2 separate regions of the Homo sapiens genome follow, and region 1 is linked to region 2. A link is an interaction called in ENCODE POLR2A ChIA-PET data of the cell type or tissue named here. Cell type or tissue: MCF 10A. All regions are shown on one strand.

Region 1 (8,000 bases), 190 kb before region 2:
CCACCGACTACCTAGTACAAGGTATTGGGGAAGAAGTGCCTGGGTTGAGGTGGGAGCAAGGGAGGCAGGTTCAGCCTTCAGTGGAGAAGACCACGCTGGAGGTGGCCCACACACCAGGTGCAGCAAAGGGGAGGAAGTGGGCAAAAGAGGCCATTCAGGGTGGCCCTGATCTTGTCACTGTCAGCAGGAGCCTGATGTCTGTGGCTGTTAGGATGAGATGGTGCTGTTCAGATACAGGGAGAGGAAAAGCATCTTTTTAAAGTGTGGATTTTTTTACAACAATAATAATATAACAGCATTATTAAAAATAACATTTAGAAAATAAAAGAGAAGGCCAGGCACAGTGGCTGATGCCTGTAATCCCAACACTTTGGGAGGCCGAGGCAGGAGGATTACTTGAGCCCAGGAGTTTGAGACAAGCCTGGGCAACAAAGCAAGACCCCGGTCTCTACAAAAAATAAAAAAAATGTTAGCCAGACATGGTGGCACACCCCTGTAGTCCCAGCTGCTCAGGAGGCTGAGGCAGGAGGATCACTTGGGCCCAGGAGTTGGAGGCTGCAGTGAACTGTGATTGTGCCACTGCACTCCAGCCAGGGTGACAGAGTGAGACCCCAACTGTAAAAAATAAAAAAGAATAAAGAAGAAGAAACAGTCAGGGGTTGCTCTAGGCTGAAAGTCTGGCATCTTGAAGGCTGATCATGGACAGCTAGGAAGGCCAAGTCCACTGAGGCCAGGTCCTGGGGGCTCAGATTAGCACTTGTGAGGGTCTGGGAGATGGGTGGACACCAGCTGGTGGATCCATCCAGGCTCAGGTCCTTAAACACCACCCAGAGTTGAATGAGCCCTCCTCGTGAATAACAGCCTGTACCTCCAGGGGACAGCCGGACCCTGTGTGCATCCAGCCAACTCGCAGTTCAGACTCAACAAACCCCAAATCAACCCCCGCCATCTTCCCCCCAAACCCACTTGTGTTCATTTCCTAAAACTGCCACAACAAAATGCCACAAACCGGGTGGCTTAGAACGACAGAAATGTGTCATCTCCTCATAGTTCTGGAGGCCAAAAGTCAAAAATAAAGGTGTCCGCAGAGCTGGTTCCTACTGGTGGCTCTGAGGGAGACTGTCCCAGGCCTCTCTCCTGGCGTCTGCTGGCTCCAGGAGTTCCTTGGCTTATAGACTGATCAGCCTGCTCTGTGCCTTCACAATCACATGGCTGTCACCTCTGTGACTAATTCCCTTTCTTTTCTTTTTTTTTTTTGTAAGAGCTAGGGTCTCGCTCTGTCACCCAGGCCGGAGTGCAATGGTGCGATCATAGCTCACTGCAGACTTGAACTCCTGGGCTCAAGTGAGCCTCCCACCTCAGCCTCCTGAGTAGCTGGGACTACAGGTGTGCACCACCATGCCCAGCCAATTCTTTGTAAAGATGGGGTTCCGCTATGTTGTCCAGGCTGGTCTTGAACTCCCGGCCTCAAGTGATCCTCTCACCTTGGCCTCCCAAAGTGCTGGGATTCCAGGTGCAAGCCACGATGCCCGGCCTCTCTTTTCTCTTACAAGGATGCCTGTCATTGGATTTAGGGCCCATCCTAAATAAATCCAAGATGCTCTCATCTGGAGATCCTAACCTTAATGACATCTGTAAAGATCTTTTATTTCCAGTAAGGTCCCATTTTTGGGTTCCAAGTGGATGTGAATTTGGGAGGACCCACCCAGTACAGAATTTCTTTGGTCACCGGTCCTGTCTCTGTGGACACAGCCCTGTCCTTCCTGAGGCTCAGACCACACACAGTGGTGCCCTCAGATTCGTCCTTCTTTCCCTCACAGGCTGTGTCTGGCTGAGTAGCTCTGCCTTCACCCCAGGAAGGCTCCCCACCTCTGTCGCCGCCACTGGGTCCAAACTCATCATTGCACACTGGGAGGGTTCCCCGTCCCCAGCTTTCTGTCCAGACCCTACGGTCCACTGGCTCTATATGTCTCCTCACACTCTTCTCCTACTCACACGCCACCCATGGCTCCCTATGCCCTTGCAGGAAAACCACACTCCCAGCCCAGCCTTGGAGGCCCTGTGGCCCACCGGCCTCTCACCTCACCCCCTCGTTCCCTGCTCCGTTCCCTGTCCCCGGCACCACCAGTTCTCTGAGCTTCCCAAGCTCTCGCCCCAGCAGTTGGAGCAGCCCCCACGCCTGGGGACAGAGGGCTGTGGGGGACAGAGGGCGCTGCCCCAAGATGGTGGTTTTGCTGACCTCCTGGGAGTGACCGAAGGCCAGTGTGTGACCAGTAGTCACGAAGGGGCAATGTCAGTAAACAAGATGAATGAGTTGGAGGTTACAGCCACCCTAGATGTAGTGTGGGGCAGTTTCAAGGACCTCAGATGTGGTGTGAGGTAGTTCCAGGGATCCCCGATGTGATGTGGAGCAGTTTCAGGGACCCCCAATGTGGTATAGGGTAGTTTCAAGGACCCCAGATGTGGTGTGGAGCAGTTTCAGGAACCCCAGATGTGTGGAGCAGTTTCAGAGACCCCAGATGTGGTGTGGGGCAGTTCCAGGGACCTCAGATGTAGTGTGGAGCAGTTCCAGGGACTCCACATGTGGTATGAGGCAGTTTCAAGAACTCTAGATGTGATGTGGAGCAGTTTCGGGGACCCCAGATGTGCTGTGGGTATGGGGCAGTTTCAAGAACCCCAGATGTGGTGTGGAGCAGTTTCAGGGACCCCAGATGTAGTGTGGGGCAGTTTCAGGGACCCCAGGTGTGGTGTGGAGCAGTTCCAGGGACTCCAGATGTGGAATGAGACAGTTTCAAGAACCCTAGATGTGATGTGGGGCAGTTTCAGGGACCCCAGATGTGGTGCGCTGCGGTTCCAGGGACTCCAGATGTAGTATGAGGCAGTTTCAAGAACCCCAGATGTGGTGTGGGGCAGTTTCAGGGACCCCAGATGTGACACAGGGCAGTTTCAGTGAGCCCAGATGTGGTGTGGAGCAGTTTTAGGGACTCCAAATGTGGTATAAAGCAGTTTCAAGAACCCCACATGTGGTATGGGGCAGTTTCAGGGACCCCAGATGTGAGTGTATGGCAGTTTCAAGGACTCCAGATGTGATTCGAGGCAATTCCAGGGACCCCACATGTGGTGTGGCTTCGGAGATCCGGGGTAGGGGACGGCAGAGTGGTGTAGGTCCCTGGGGGCGGGCCTGGGCCAGGCCACTCAACAGGACAGGGTCCTCTCTGCTTGCCCCACAGGCTACCAGCGCCAGCTGACCTACAAGCGCCAGGATGGCTCCTACAGCGCGTTTGGGGAGCGGGACGCATCGGGGAGCATGTGGTGAGTCCCCACCGCCCTGGGCATTGCCTCTGAGGCTCCCCGCCCGACGCCATGGCCTCACATCCAATGCAGTGTGACCAGATCACTTGGCGCCTGATCCCCGGATGACAGGGAACACAGCTGGGAAGTAAAGACTGTGGTGGTCCCAGCTCCAGAGATGGAGGTTGGGGCTTGGGGCCAGTGCAGAGCTGGTGATCGTAACCATTCCTGTTTCTGCTGCTGTTACCACAGTGAGCAAGACTCCATGCCCTGCTCTCTGGCCCCTTGGGAGTGAGCCCTGGATGCCCTGGGCTTCCTCAAGCTCCCAGGACTCAGGAATAGCGGTGACTGGAGCAGGAGGAGATGGCAGGGCAGAGGGGTCAGAGGCCAGACCAGCACCTTGAGGCTGGGGTGTGCTGTGTGCAGGAGCAGCCTGGGATCTTGTTTCTGTGGTAACTGCAGGGAGGAGACCAGGGCAGGGAGGGCCCCTGGGAGGCCGGGCACACCTGGGTCTTGTTTTCCTGATATCCTCAGGCTATTGCAGTTCTTGGCATCATCATGGGGTTCACCTGAGACTGTGAGTCACTTTCCAACTCCTGTACCCATCGCCGGACTCCTTCTCGGAGATTGCCACCCTGGTAGTGCCGACAGCAGCTGTGAGCGTGGAAACTGCCCTGTCTTTAGTCCAACAGAGTGTCCACTGCACAGTCACAGTGCCAGGATCCCAGGGAGTGGGGACATGTGGCTGAGTACTTCCTGCCATGGGCAGCATCACTTACCTAGCTCCAGAGGGGCCCAGGGTTGGCGACTCACCCAGCCTCCCCCAGCCCCAGGAGCTCATCCACACTGTCCCAGCTCTAGTCCCAGGGCCCTGCCTTGCCGACAGCTGATAACGCAAGGCCCCAATCACGTCTTAGCAAGCAGAGGCCCCGCCCACCCCAGGGACAGCTAAAGCCACTGAGTCACTCTCCAAAAGCTGGCTGAGCCCCAGCAGCCCCTAGGAGGCCTCCACCAGCCAGGATTAGCAAGTTGTGACGCATTGGACCTTTTTTTTTTTTTTTTTTTTTTTTGAGATAGAGTCTAACTCTGTTCCCCAGGCTGGAGTGCAGTGGTGCAATCTTGGGTCACTGCAACCTCCATCTCCTAGGTTCAAGCAATTCTCCTGCCTCAGCCTCCTGAGTAGCTAGGATTACAGGTGTGCACCATCATGCCCAGCTAATTTTTGTATTTTTAGTAGGGACGGGGTTTCACCATGTTGGCCAGGCTGGTCTCAAACTCCTGACCTCAGATGATCCGCCTGCCTTGGCCTCCTAAAGTGCTGGGATTACAGGCGTGAGCCACCGTGCCCGGCCTAGACACTCAGTGTGCACACACCTCCTCAGCATCTTCCGGGGATTAAACTCTCAGCATGAGCAAGAAAAATCAAATTTCCTTTTTGTTTTTTTTGAGACGGAGTCTCGCTCTGTCACCCAGGCTGGAGTGCAGTGGCGCCATCTCGGCACACTGCAAGCTCCGCCCCCTGGGTTCACGCCATTCTCCTGCCTCAGCCTCCCGAGTAGCTGGGAATACAGGCGCCCGCCACCACGCCTGGCTACTTTTTTTGTATTTTTAATAGAGACGGGGTTTCACCGTGTTAGCCAGGATGGTCTCGATCTTCTGACCTTGTGATCCGCCCGCCTCGGCCTCCCAAAGTGCTGGGATTACAGGCGTGAGCCACCGCGCATGGCTGAAAAATCAAATTTCACTGTGTGCATGGAAGTCAGCAGCTTCCAGGTCCCCTCTCACCTCCTGAAACATTCCTGTTGGTCTCCAAACATGGACGTCTTCCTGGGGACCCTGTAGGACAAGGAGGCAGTGAGCGCAGGGCAGTGGCAGCAGCACCCACCCCGAAGCTGGACAAACCTCAGCTCTGTCTCATGTGAGCTGTGTGGCCTTAGACCCGATGATCAACCTCTCTGAGCCTGTTTCCTTACCACACATCCCTCTAAGAACCTGGATCCATGGGATAAGCATGTGGTACACTCAGTGCAGTGCCGTCCTGTTAGCACCTCCCCTAACTACTTACCATAAGGCTCCAAGATCCTGCCAGGGAGCCTGAAAACTTGGGATCTGTTCTAGATGGGTTCCCTTATACTCAACGCACATTCATTCATTTATTCATTGAGTGAGCTAGGCTCTGGTCTTCATCCTGGGGGAAAAAGGAACACATGGTTCCTACCTCCAGGTCCTCGCTGCCCAGTGCAGGAGAAAGACCCTGTGAGAGATGCAATAGTTATCCACTGCTGTGTAACAAGTGACCCCAAATGTAGCCATTTAAAACAACAAACGTATTATCTCTATTTATTATGTATTAATTCTTATGGATCAGGAATTCAGGAGCAGCTTAGCTGGGTGTTTCTGCCTGGGGATCTTTGCTGAGGTTGCAGTCAAGGTGTTGGCTGTTGCTGTCTTCATCTGAAGGCTCTACTGGGGCTGGAAGATTTGTTTCCAAATTGGCTCCCTCACATGGCTGTTGGCAGGAGGCCTCAGTTGCTCACCACATGGACTTCTCCATAGGGACTACTTGAGTGTTCTTACAACATGGCGGCTGGCTTCCTCTCACAGTGAGCAATTCAAGAGAGAAAGCGGGAAGGATGCCATAGCGCCTTTTGTTACTTGGTCTTACAAGTCAGGCTGTTACTTCTGCCTCATTCTATTCTATTCCTTTTTTTTTTTCTTTTTTTGAGATGGGGTCTCACCCTATCACCCAAGCTGGAGTTCAGTGGTATAATCTCGGCTCACTGCAACCTCCACCTCCTGGGTTCAAGCAATTCTCCTGCCTCAGCCTCCTGAGTAGCTGGGACTATAGGCACCTGCCACCATGCCTGGCTAATTTTTGTATTTTTAATAGAGACAGGATTTCACCATGTTGCCCAGGCTGGTCTCGAATTCCTGACCTCAGGTGATCTGCCCACCTCAGCCTCCCAAAGTGCTGAGATTACAGGTGTGAGCCACCGTGCCTGGGCTCCAAGATGCTTTTAGTGCCAACCTCATGCTCAAGGGAAATGTTCATTGGAGCATTTCAGATTTTTTGCATTTGGGATGCCCAAGTATACAGGTAGCCCTCCGTATCTGTGAGTTCCACAGGATTCAATCAACTACAGATCGAAACTATTCAGAAAAAAAAAAAAAAAAAAAAGTCTGGGTGTGATGGCACGTGCCTGTCATCCCTGCACTTTGGGGAAGCTGAATCGGGAAGATTGTTTGAGGCCAGGAGTCGGAGACCAGCCTGAGAAACATGGCAAGACCTCATCTCGGCAAAAATGTTAAAAATAAGCTGGGCGTGGTGGTACATGCCTTAGTCCCAACTACTGGGGAGGCTGAGGTGGGAGGATCCCTTGAGCCCAGAAGTTCAAGGCTGCAGTGAGCTATGATTGTGCCACTGCACTCCAGCCTGGGTGACAGAGCAAAACTCCATCTCTTAAAAAAAAAAAAAAAAAAAAAGTTTTAAAAATTCCACAAAGTTCCAAAAACGAAAAGTTGAATTTGCTGCATGCTGAGTACAATATTGAATTCATGCAAATGAAGTGACATGTGGGCATTGTATTAGGTGTTCTAAGTAATCAAGACATGCTTTAAAGTACACAGGAGGGGCCGGGCGCTGTGGCTCACGCTTGGAATCCCAGCACTTTGGGAGGCCAAGGTAGGCGGATCACCTGAGGTCAGGAGTTCGAGACCAGCCTGGCCAACATGGCGAAACCCCGTCTCTACTCAAAATACTAAAATTAGCTGGGCATGGTGGTGGGCGTCTGTAGTCCCAGCTACTCGGGAGGCTGAGGCAGGAGAATTGCTTGAACCTGGAGGCAGAGATTGCAGTGAGCCGAGATTGTGCCACTGCACTCCAGCCTGGGCAACAGGGTGAGACTGTGTCTCAAAAATAAAAATAAAAAATAAAGTTCACGGGAGGATATGTGTCGGTTATATGCAACTACTACACACTCGTATATCGGGGACTTGAGCATCAGTGGATTTCGGTATCCTTGGGGGTCCTGGAACCAGTCCCCTACAGATACCAAGAGATTCCCGTAAATGCAAATATTCCAAAATCCAAATTCAAAATCTGAAACACTTCTGGTTCCAAGCATTTCAGATAACAGATAGTCATTAGACTTTACTTTTTATTATTTATTTTAACTAATTTTTTTTGAGACAAGATCTCGCTCTGTTTCCCAGGCTAGAGTGCGGTGGCACAATCAGGGCTCACAGCAGCCTTGATTTTCTGGGCTCAAGCAATTTTTCCGCCTCAGCCCCGCAAGCAGCTGGGACCACAGGCATGCACTACCATGCCCAGCTAATTTTTTTGAATTTCAGTAGAGACCAGGTGTTGCTGTGTTGCCCAGGCTGGTCTCAAGCTCCTGGCCTCAGCCGATCCTCCACCTCTGCCTCCCAAACACTGCTGGCATGAGCCACCTCGCCCGGCCATAGATCTTACTTTTTAGAAGAGTTCTAGGTTTCCAGAAAAATTGAGTAAATAGAACAGAGTTCCCATACACCTCTACACCCCCATACACAGCTTCCCATGTGATAGGCATCTTGTATTAGTGTGCTGTATTTGTTACAATTGATGGACCGGCATCAAAACGTTATGAACTAAGGTTCATAATCTACATTAGAGTTCACTCACACACTCATTTTTTATTTATTTGTGTGTTTGTTTATGAATAACAGGG
Region 2 (8,000 bases):
AGTCAATACTTTTGGCTTTACAGGCCAGATGGTCTCTGTCAGAACGACTAAACTCTGCCATTATAGCTTGAAAGCAGGGCTAAACAATGTGTAAACAAGTGGACATGGCTGTGTGCCAATAAAGCTTTACTTACAAAGACAGGCAGCAGGCCACACTTGCCTTTCAGGCTATAGCTTGTTGGCCTCTGCTCTAGAATTTCTTTTCTTTTCTTTTCTTTTCTTTTCTTTTCTTTTCTTTTCTTTTCGAGATAGAGTCTTGCTCTGTCGCCCAGGCTGGAGTACAGTGGCATGATCTCGGCTCACTGCAACCTCTGCCTCCCAGGTTCAAGCAATTCTCCTGCCTCAGCCTCCCAAGTAGCTGGGATTACAGGCACGTGCCACCATGCCCAGCTAATTTTTTAGTAGATATGGGACTTCACTATGTTGCCCAGGCTGGTCTCAATCTCCTGACTTCATGATCCACCCACCTTGGCCTCCCAAAGTGCTGGGATTACAGGTGTGAGCCACCACGCCCGGCCCCCTGCTCTAGAATTTCTAAGGAAAATGTGATCGTTCTTGGATGTATCTGGAACTCGATGTAATAAATTAGGACTCAGGCCAGCCTGGGCAACATAGCAAGACCCATCTCAAAAAAAAAAAAAAACTTAAAACTAGACCAGGTGCATTGGCTTATGCCTGTAATCCCAGAACTTTGGGAGGCCAAGGTGGGAGGATCACTTGTGCCTAGGAGTTCAAGACCAGCCTGGGCAACATAGTGAGACCCCATATTTCCAAAAAAATACTAGCCAACTGTGGCGGCACACACCTGTAGTCCCAGCTACTTGGGAGAACAAGGCAGGGAGATCAGAAGCCCAGGAGTTCAAGGCTGTAGTGAGCCATGATCTTGCCACTGCACTCTAGCCTGGGCTTTTTTGAGACTCTGTCTCAAAAAAGAAAAAGAAAAAAGACTCAGGAATATCATTCAATTTTAATAGCCAAAACCATTAATTGTGGACTGGAGATTGATTTTTTGATAGAAGGGGTGCAATTGGAAGAGAGAGGGGAGAAGTCCCCACGACCTGAAACCAGTGGGCACATGGAGGAAAAAAAATATCCCAAGACCCTGTGGGTTTCCACCTTTTCCATGGCTTTCCAGGATCCCAAAGTTCTATAGACATAAAGTGGAGGGGGTGGGGAAGGTGGGAGAAAGTCCAGATCAAATTCCAAGATTCCTTCTGGCTTCAACATTCTACTCTCCAAGCCACCTGCTGCTTCCATTTGACTGCTAATGTCTGGATCCCATTCAGCTCTGCAGAAAGAGTTCTGTGATTGATTAGTAATGTCTGCCACAGGCAGGCCATAGGGATAAGGTACGAAAGCAGAAACGGTACCTACTTCCCTCTGCTGATCAGTTTGTCTAGAAAGCAGGGGGCATATCCTGGAGGAGTAAGAGCTAACCCATTCCTCCCAAGACACTCACAACAAAAGCTGGCCCTATGGATGTTTTCCAACACCGGTCAACCTCCTCCAAGCAGAGTTCTGTGGTCAAGTGGTCAGTGGCTTCAATGTTCCGAATACCCCACCTCAGATCAACGACCTGGGAAATAGAAACACAAGTTTGTCAGAGAGGTGGCATGACAGGTGATTTGTTTTTTCAATCCCTTTTGACAAAGCAGAAAGTTTCTTTCAAAAATTTTTGACAGCCTCTTCCTGTAGGGGGATGTCTGGATTAAAAGAACTTGAACCAAATTCATAACCTCAGTATAATCATGAGAAAAATAACAGACAGACCCAGACTAGAGGGAAGGGCGTTCTTCAAGATGCCCTGCCAGTCAAAGCCAAGCATGGTGGTGGGCACCTGTAGTCCCAGCTACTCGGGAGGCTGAGGTAGGAGGATCAATTGAGCCCACAAGGCAGAGGTTGCAGTGAGCTCTTATTGTACTACTGCATGCCAGCCTGGACAGCAGAGCCAGGCTCTGTCAAAAGAAAGAGAGAGAGGAAGGTAGGAAGGAAGGAAGGAAAGAAGGAAGGAAGGAAAGAAGGAAAGAAGGAAAGAAAAAGACTGCCAAGGTCATGAGAAATAAGGTGACTGAGAAATTGACACAGACCAGAGGAGACTAGGGCAATAAGACAACGAAATGCAATGGGGTACCCTGGATGGGGTTCTTCACCAGAAAAGACTTAGATAGAAGAGCTGGCAACATTTGAATAAAGTCAGGAGGTTAACAGTCATGTACCAATGTTGATTTATCTTTTTTTTTTTTTTTGAGTTGGAGTCCTGCTATGTCACCCAGGCTAGAGTGCAGTGGCGCAATCTTGTCTCACTGGAAAATCCTTCCTTCCTTCCTTCCTTCCTTCCTTCCTCCTTCCTTCCTTCCTTCCTTCCTTCCTTCCTTCCTTCTTTCCTTCCTTCCTTCCTTCCTTCCTTCCTTCCTTCCAGTGGCATGATCTTGGCTCATTGTAAATTTTGCCTAATGGGTTCAAGCGATTCTTATGCCTCAGTCTCCTGAGTAGCTGGAACTACAGGCGCACACCACCATGCCTGGCTAATTTTTTGTATTTTTAGTAGAGATAAGGTTTCACCATATTGGCCAGGCTGGTCTCGAACTCTTGACCTCAGGTGATCCACCCACCTCGGCTTCCCAAAATGCTGGGATTACAGGCATGAGCCACTGCCCCCAGACTGATTTCTTTCTTTCTTTCTTTCTTTTTTTTTTTGGTCAGGGGGACAGAGTCTTGCTCTGTCACCCAGGCTGGAGCTTAGTGGTGCACTCTCAGCTCACCACAACCTCCGCCTCCCGAGTTCAAGCAATTCTCCTGCCTCAGCCTCCCGAGTAGCTGGGATTACAGGCGTGCACCACCACGCCTGGCTAATTTTTTTGTATCTTTATTAGAGATAAAGTTTTGCTATGTTGGCCAGGCTGGTCTCAAACTCCTGATCTCAAGTGAACTGTCTGCCTCAGCCTCCCAAAATGTTAGGATTACAGGCACGAGCTACTGCACCTGTCCTCAAAGTTCATTTCATAGTTGTAACAACATAGTTGGTTGTGCTGTGGTTAGGTAAAACGTTAGGAGACACAGAGTGTGGGGTGTATGGGAACTCCGTACTGTCCATGCGTTTCCTGTAAGCCTAAATTCCAAATTCAGAAGTTTATTTATAAACATTTAGTCGGGCACGGTGGCATGTGCCTATAATCCCAGCTACTCTGGAGGCTGAAGCATGAGGATTGCTTGAACCCAGGAGTTCAAGACCAGGTTGGGCAATGTAGCAAGACCTCATCTCTAAAAAAATAAAAATTAAGAAATAAAAAAGCAAGTTAATTAAAATAAAAAAATTAGAACAGAGGCAGGGCAAAGTGGCTTACCCCTATAATCCCAGCACTATGGGAGGCTGAGGGAGGAGGATCTCTTGAGGCCGGGAGTTTGAGACCAGCCTGAACAATATAGGGAGACATTGTGTCTACAATAAATAAATAAATAAATAAATAAATAAATAGCCAGGTGTAGTGGTGTGTGCCTGTAGTCTCAGATACTTGAGAGGCTGAGACAGGAGGATCACCTGAGCCCAGAAAGCTGCAGTGAGCTGTGATTGCATGCCTGCACTCCAGCCTGGGTGACAGAGCGACACCCTGTTGCAAGAAAAACAGAAAAAGAAAAAAGAAAAAAAAAAAGAAAGAAAATCTTTTTTTTTTTTTTGAGATGGAGTCTTGCTCTATCACCCAGGCTGGAGTGCAGTGGCGCAATCTTGGCTCACTGCAAGCTCCGCCTCCCGGGTTCACGCCATTCTCCTGCCTCAGCCTCCGGAGTAGCTGGGACTACATGCCCGGCTAATTTTTTGCATTTTTTAGTAGAGATGGGGTTTCACCGTGTTAGCCAGGATGGTCTCAATCTCCTGACCTCGTGATCTGCCTGTCTCGGCCTCCCAGAGTGCTGGGATTACAGGCATGAGCCACCTCGCCCTGACAGAAAAGCTTTTTTAAAAAAGGAACTTGGCCATTTTCAAACTGTTGCTTTGAAAGCAAGGACGTGTCCACACTTGTTCACAAAGCTTTCCTTGCAAAGGAGGGTGTTTAGTTTGGCCAGCACTGGACGTACCAAGGTCTCCTTGGCAACCGCACGCTTGCAGTTCATTTGTGCCTGCTCGCCATGGGGAGGCTGGGCAGAACAGCTCAGTTCAGGTAGGCAAAGCTGACCCTGTGGAAGGCTGGGGTGACAGGGAGACAAAGACAACTCGGAACAGTCCCTGCCTCCCTGAATTCTTTAGCACCGAGAGAAAGACACATAGATTCTTAAGACAAGTGGTGAGAGGCCAGCAGTACTCAATGTGACTGGAGGAAGAAAGGGGGAGGAACAATGAGTTAGAGGAGCAGGAAAGGAAAAGGGGTCAGGAGCCAGCCTCTGGAAGGAGCTTGTGCTTCTGGAGGGACCGCCGTCTCCCGATGTGCGTGTGGAGGATGTTGACAGCATCCGCGTCAGAGGACGGGCATGGGCATTAAACAGAAAAGCTTGACCATTTCATCAGCTCTCAGTGCTGATGCTTCCATAGTGCCTTTGACATTGAACTATGTCTCATGATCAATGGTGGGCAGAGTGGAATTTCCAGCACTGCTTCTTTCTTAGTAATAAATATACAAACCATAACGATCATGCATCTTTTTCCTTTTCTTTTCTTTTTTACCCAAAGAGCCACTTGATTTTTTTTTTTTTTTTGAGACAGAATCTCATTCTGTTGCCTAGGCTGGAGTGCAGTGGCGTTATCTCGGCTCACTGCAACCACCACCTCCCAGGTTCAAGCAATTCTCCTGCCCCAGCCTCCCGAGTAGCTGGGATTACAGGTGCGTGTCACCACATCTGGGTAATTTTTGTATTTTTAGTAGAGAGGGGGTTTCACCATGTTGGCCAGGCTGGTCTCGAACTCCTGGCCTCAGGTGATCTACCCGCCTTGGCCTCCCAAAGTGCTGGGATTACAGGCATGAGCCACTTCGCCCGGCCCAGATTTTTTTTTTTTTAAAGACAGCATCCCAATCTGGCACCCAGGCTAGAGTGCAGTGGCTCCATCACAGCTCACTGCAGCCTCAAACTCCTGGGTTCAAGTGATCCTCCCACCTCAGCCTCCCCAGTAGCTGGGACTACAGGTGGGCGTCACCACACCCAGCTCATTTTTTTAATTTTATAGAGACGGGATCTTGTTATATTACCCAGACCGGTATCAAACTCCTGGCCTCCAGCAATCCTCCTGCCTTGGCCTCCCAAAGCACTGGGAATACAGGTGTTAGCCACTGTGCCCGGCCTCATCTTTTAACCAAATGGGACTTTGGTGCAATGAATCATTCTCATAAGCAGCAAGGAGGCAGCCCTCAAGTTAAGCTGAGACTCCAAAGATGTTCATCAGTTTCCACAGGGAAATGTGCAGGCAGAAACATCCCCGGTTAGCCAGGGATAGCGCTGCATGTCTGTAGTTTCAGCTCCTCAGAAGGCTGAGACAGGAGGATCCCTTGAGCCCAGAAGCTCAAGGTTGCAGTGAGCTGTGAGATCACACCACTGCACTTTTTCACTTTTTCTTTTTTTTTTTTTTTGAGATGAAGTCTTGCTCTGTCATCCACTGGACCTCATCTGAAAAAAAAAAAAAAATTCCCTAGCCAGGGATTGGTACAAGGAGACAGCATTAGGGGCTCCTACTGTTTTGGGACTGTGCCAAACAGGTACACCATCAGCGTTCTAGAAAAAGGCATGTCCAACCTCCATGCCCATCCCCCATATCGCAAAGCCCTCTTATACTCCTCCTGAAGCCCAGTACGAAGAGGGCCAGGAAGCTCTGAAGGCAAGACAAAAACAGCAGCAACAACAACAGACAGTTAAATGACATGTCCAAGGTCACACTGCAAGGGACACAGCGATGAATCTGTGTTCAAAAGCATTCACTCCTACTCACTTTTCTACACCACCTGCCATGCTAACCAAGCACGGTGCACATGGCTGTAACCCCTCCATCTGCCTTTTTTTTTTTTTTTTTTGAGACGGAGTCTCACTCTGTCACCCAGGCTGGAGTACAGTGGCTTGATCTCAGCTCACTGCAATCTCTGCTTCCCAAGTTCTGGCGATTCTCCTGCCTCAGCCTCCTGAGTAGCTGGGACTACAGGCATGAGCCACCACGCCCGGCTAATTTTTATATTTTTAGTAGAGACAGAGTTTCATCATGTTGCCTAGGCTAGTCTCGAGTTTCTGACCTCAAGCGATCTGCCCGCCTTTGCCTCCCAAAGTGCTGGGATTACAGGTGTCAGCCACCGCGCCCAGTCCCACCTGCCTTTTTATAGTCCCAAGGATTTTTATCTCCAGGGCCAGATCTCCAGGACCAACTACAGAATCTACGGGGCTCGGTGCAAAAAGAACATGTGGGACCTTTGTTTAAAAATCACTGTGAATTTTAAAACTCAACAGTAAAGCATTAAAAGAGTATGGATAGAGGGGCGTGGTGGCGGGCACCTGTAATCCCAGCTACTCAGGAGGCTGAGGCGAGAGAATCGCTTGAACCCTGGAGGCCAAGGTTGCAGTGAGCTGAGATTGCACCATTGCACTCCAGCCTGGGTGGCAGAGCGAGACTCTGTCTCAAAAAAAAAAAAGCATGGGGCTGGGCTCAGTGGCTCACGCCTGTAATCCCAGCATTTTGGGAGGCCGAGGCGGGCAGATCACAAGGTCAAGAGATCAAGACCATCCTGGCCAACATGGTGAAACCCCGTCTCTACTAAAAATACAAAAATTAGCTGGGCGTGGTGGCGCACGCCTGTAGTCCCAGCTACTCAGGAGGCTGAGGCAGGAGAATCGCTTGAACCCGGGAGGCAGAGGTTGCAGTGAGCCGAGATCGCACCACTGCACTCCAGCCTGGCGACAGAGCAAGAACTACGTGTCAAAAAAAAATAAAAAAAGCATGGAGCCCGGAGTGACTTCCAGTTACCTCAAACATCAAGCCGTGCCTCTGGCAGAAGGTCTGGCACTTCAGGGTAGGCAGTGCTCTGCAGGGCTTCCCTCTCTGCATCCATATCTGCAAGGAAGGGCATGGAGGGTATTAGTGGAAAGGACTCAGAACTCTTCCCAGCCTCATAGCTCTGCTTTTATTTTATTGATTTACTTTTGTCTTTTTTCCCCTTTTTTGTGGAGAATGGGATCTCGCTATGTTGCCCAGGCTGGTCTCGAGTTCCTGGCCTCAAGAGATTCTCTCTCCTCTGCCTCCCAAAGTGTTGGGATTACAGGCGTGAGCCACTGCGCCTGGCCTGCGGCTAAAGCCTCATCTGCTGCCACCATCTCAAAAAAAAAAAAAAAAAGAAAGAAAGAAAAATAAAAAAAATCGCAATAGGCAGTTATTTTATTTATTTTGTGGAGTCTCCTTATGTTTCCTAGGCTGGTCTTGAACTCCTGGACTCAAGCCATCTTCCCACCTCAGCCTCCCAAAGTGTTGGGATTACAGACATGAGCCACCATACCCAGCCCTGTATATATTTTTAAAAAAATGTTTTTTAAGGGACAGGTCTCACTCCATCACCCAGGCTGGAGGGCAGTGGTGCAATCATAGCTCACTGTAACCTCAAACTCCTAGCATCAGTCAATCCTCCCACCTCAGCCTCCTGAGTAGCTGGGATTATAGAGGGGCACCACCACAGCCATATATATTTTTTTAAATTTTTTGTAGAGAAGGAGTCTCACTATGTTTTCTAGGCTGGCCTCAGACTCCTAGGCTCAAGCAATCCAATTGCTTTGGCCTCTCAAAGCACTGGGATTACAGGAGTGAGCCACTGTGACCAGTGGATTATATCTTGTTTGCCATTGTACCCCTTATGCTTAACCAAGGGGCACAATAAATAAATACATAAATAGATTTTGGGTTTTTTTTTTGTTTTTTTGTTAGTTTGTTTTTTGAGACGAAGTCTTACTCTGTCACCAGGCTGGAGTGCAGTGGCGTGATCTCAGCTCACTGCAACCTCTGCCTCCTGGGTTCAAGCAATTCCCCTGCCTCAGCCTCCCAAGTA

The links. ChIA-PET counts read pairs that join two places held together with the same protein. Peaks named below come from ENCODE experiments on the same cell type or tissue, not always from the same donor. Only the 100,000 strongest peaks of a DNase experiment are listed, where the experiment ranks them.
Region 1: POLR2A ChIA-PET joins it to region 2 with 16 read pairs; 3 of 35 experiments call an interaction of 5 or more read pairs at or near these places.

Annotation. Positions count from the first base shown.
Region 1 is chr19:16,917,217-16,925,216 of GRCh38, reverse strand. CPAMD8 (C3 and PZP like alpha-2-macroglobulin domain containing 8) reads left to right here. Exons shown (of 42, transcript NM_015692.5): 26 at 1-21; 27 at 3,231-3,312. Among named protein-coding and RNA genes, the nearest start is that of F2RL3, 32 kb to the right of the region's middle. In MCF 10A, no CTCF peak of the experiment used is centred here; DNase peaks (open chromatin) are centred at 3,846 and 4,246.
Region 2 is chr19:16,730,210-16,738,209 of GRCh38, reverse strand. It overlaps NWD1 (NACHT and WD repeat domain containing 1), which reads right to left. Exons shown (of 19, transcript NM_001007525.5): 3 at 6,932-7,018; 4 at 1,460-1,576. The coding sequence starts at 7,012. Among named protein-coding and RNA genes, the nearest start is that of NWD1, 14 kb to the right of the region's middle. In MCF 10A, no CTCF peak of the experiment used is centred here; a DNase peak (open chromatin) is centred at 4,069.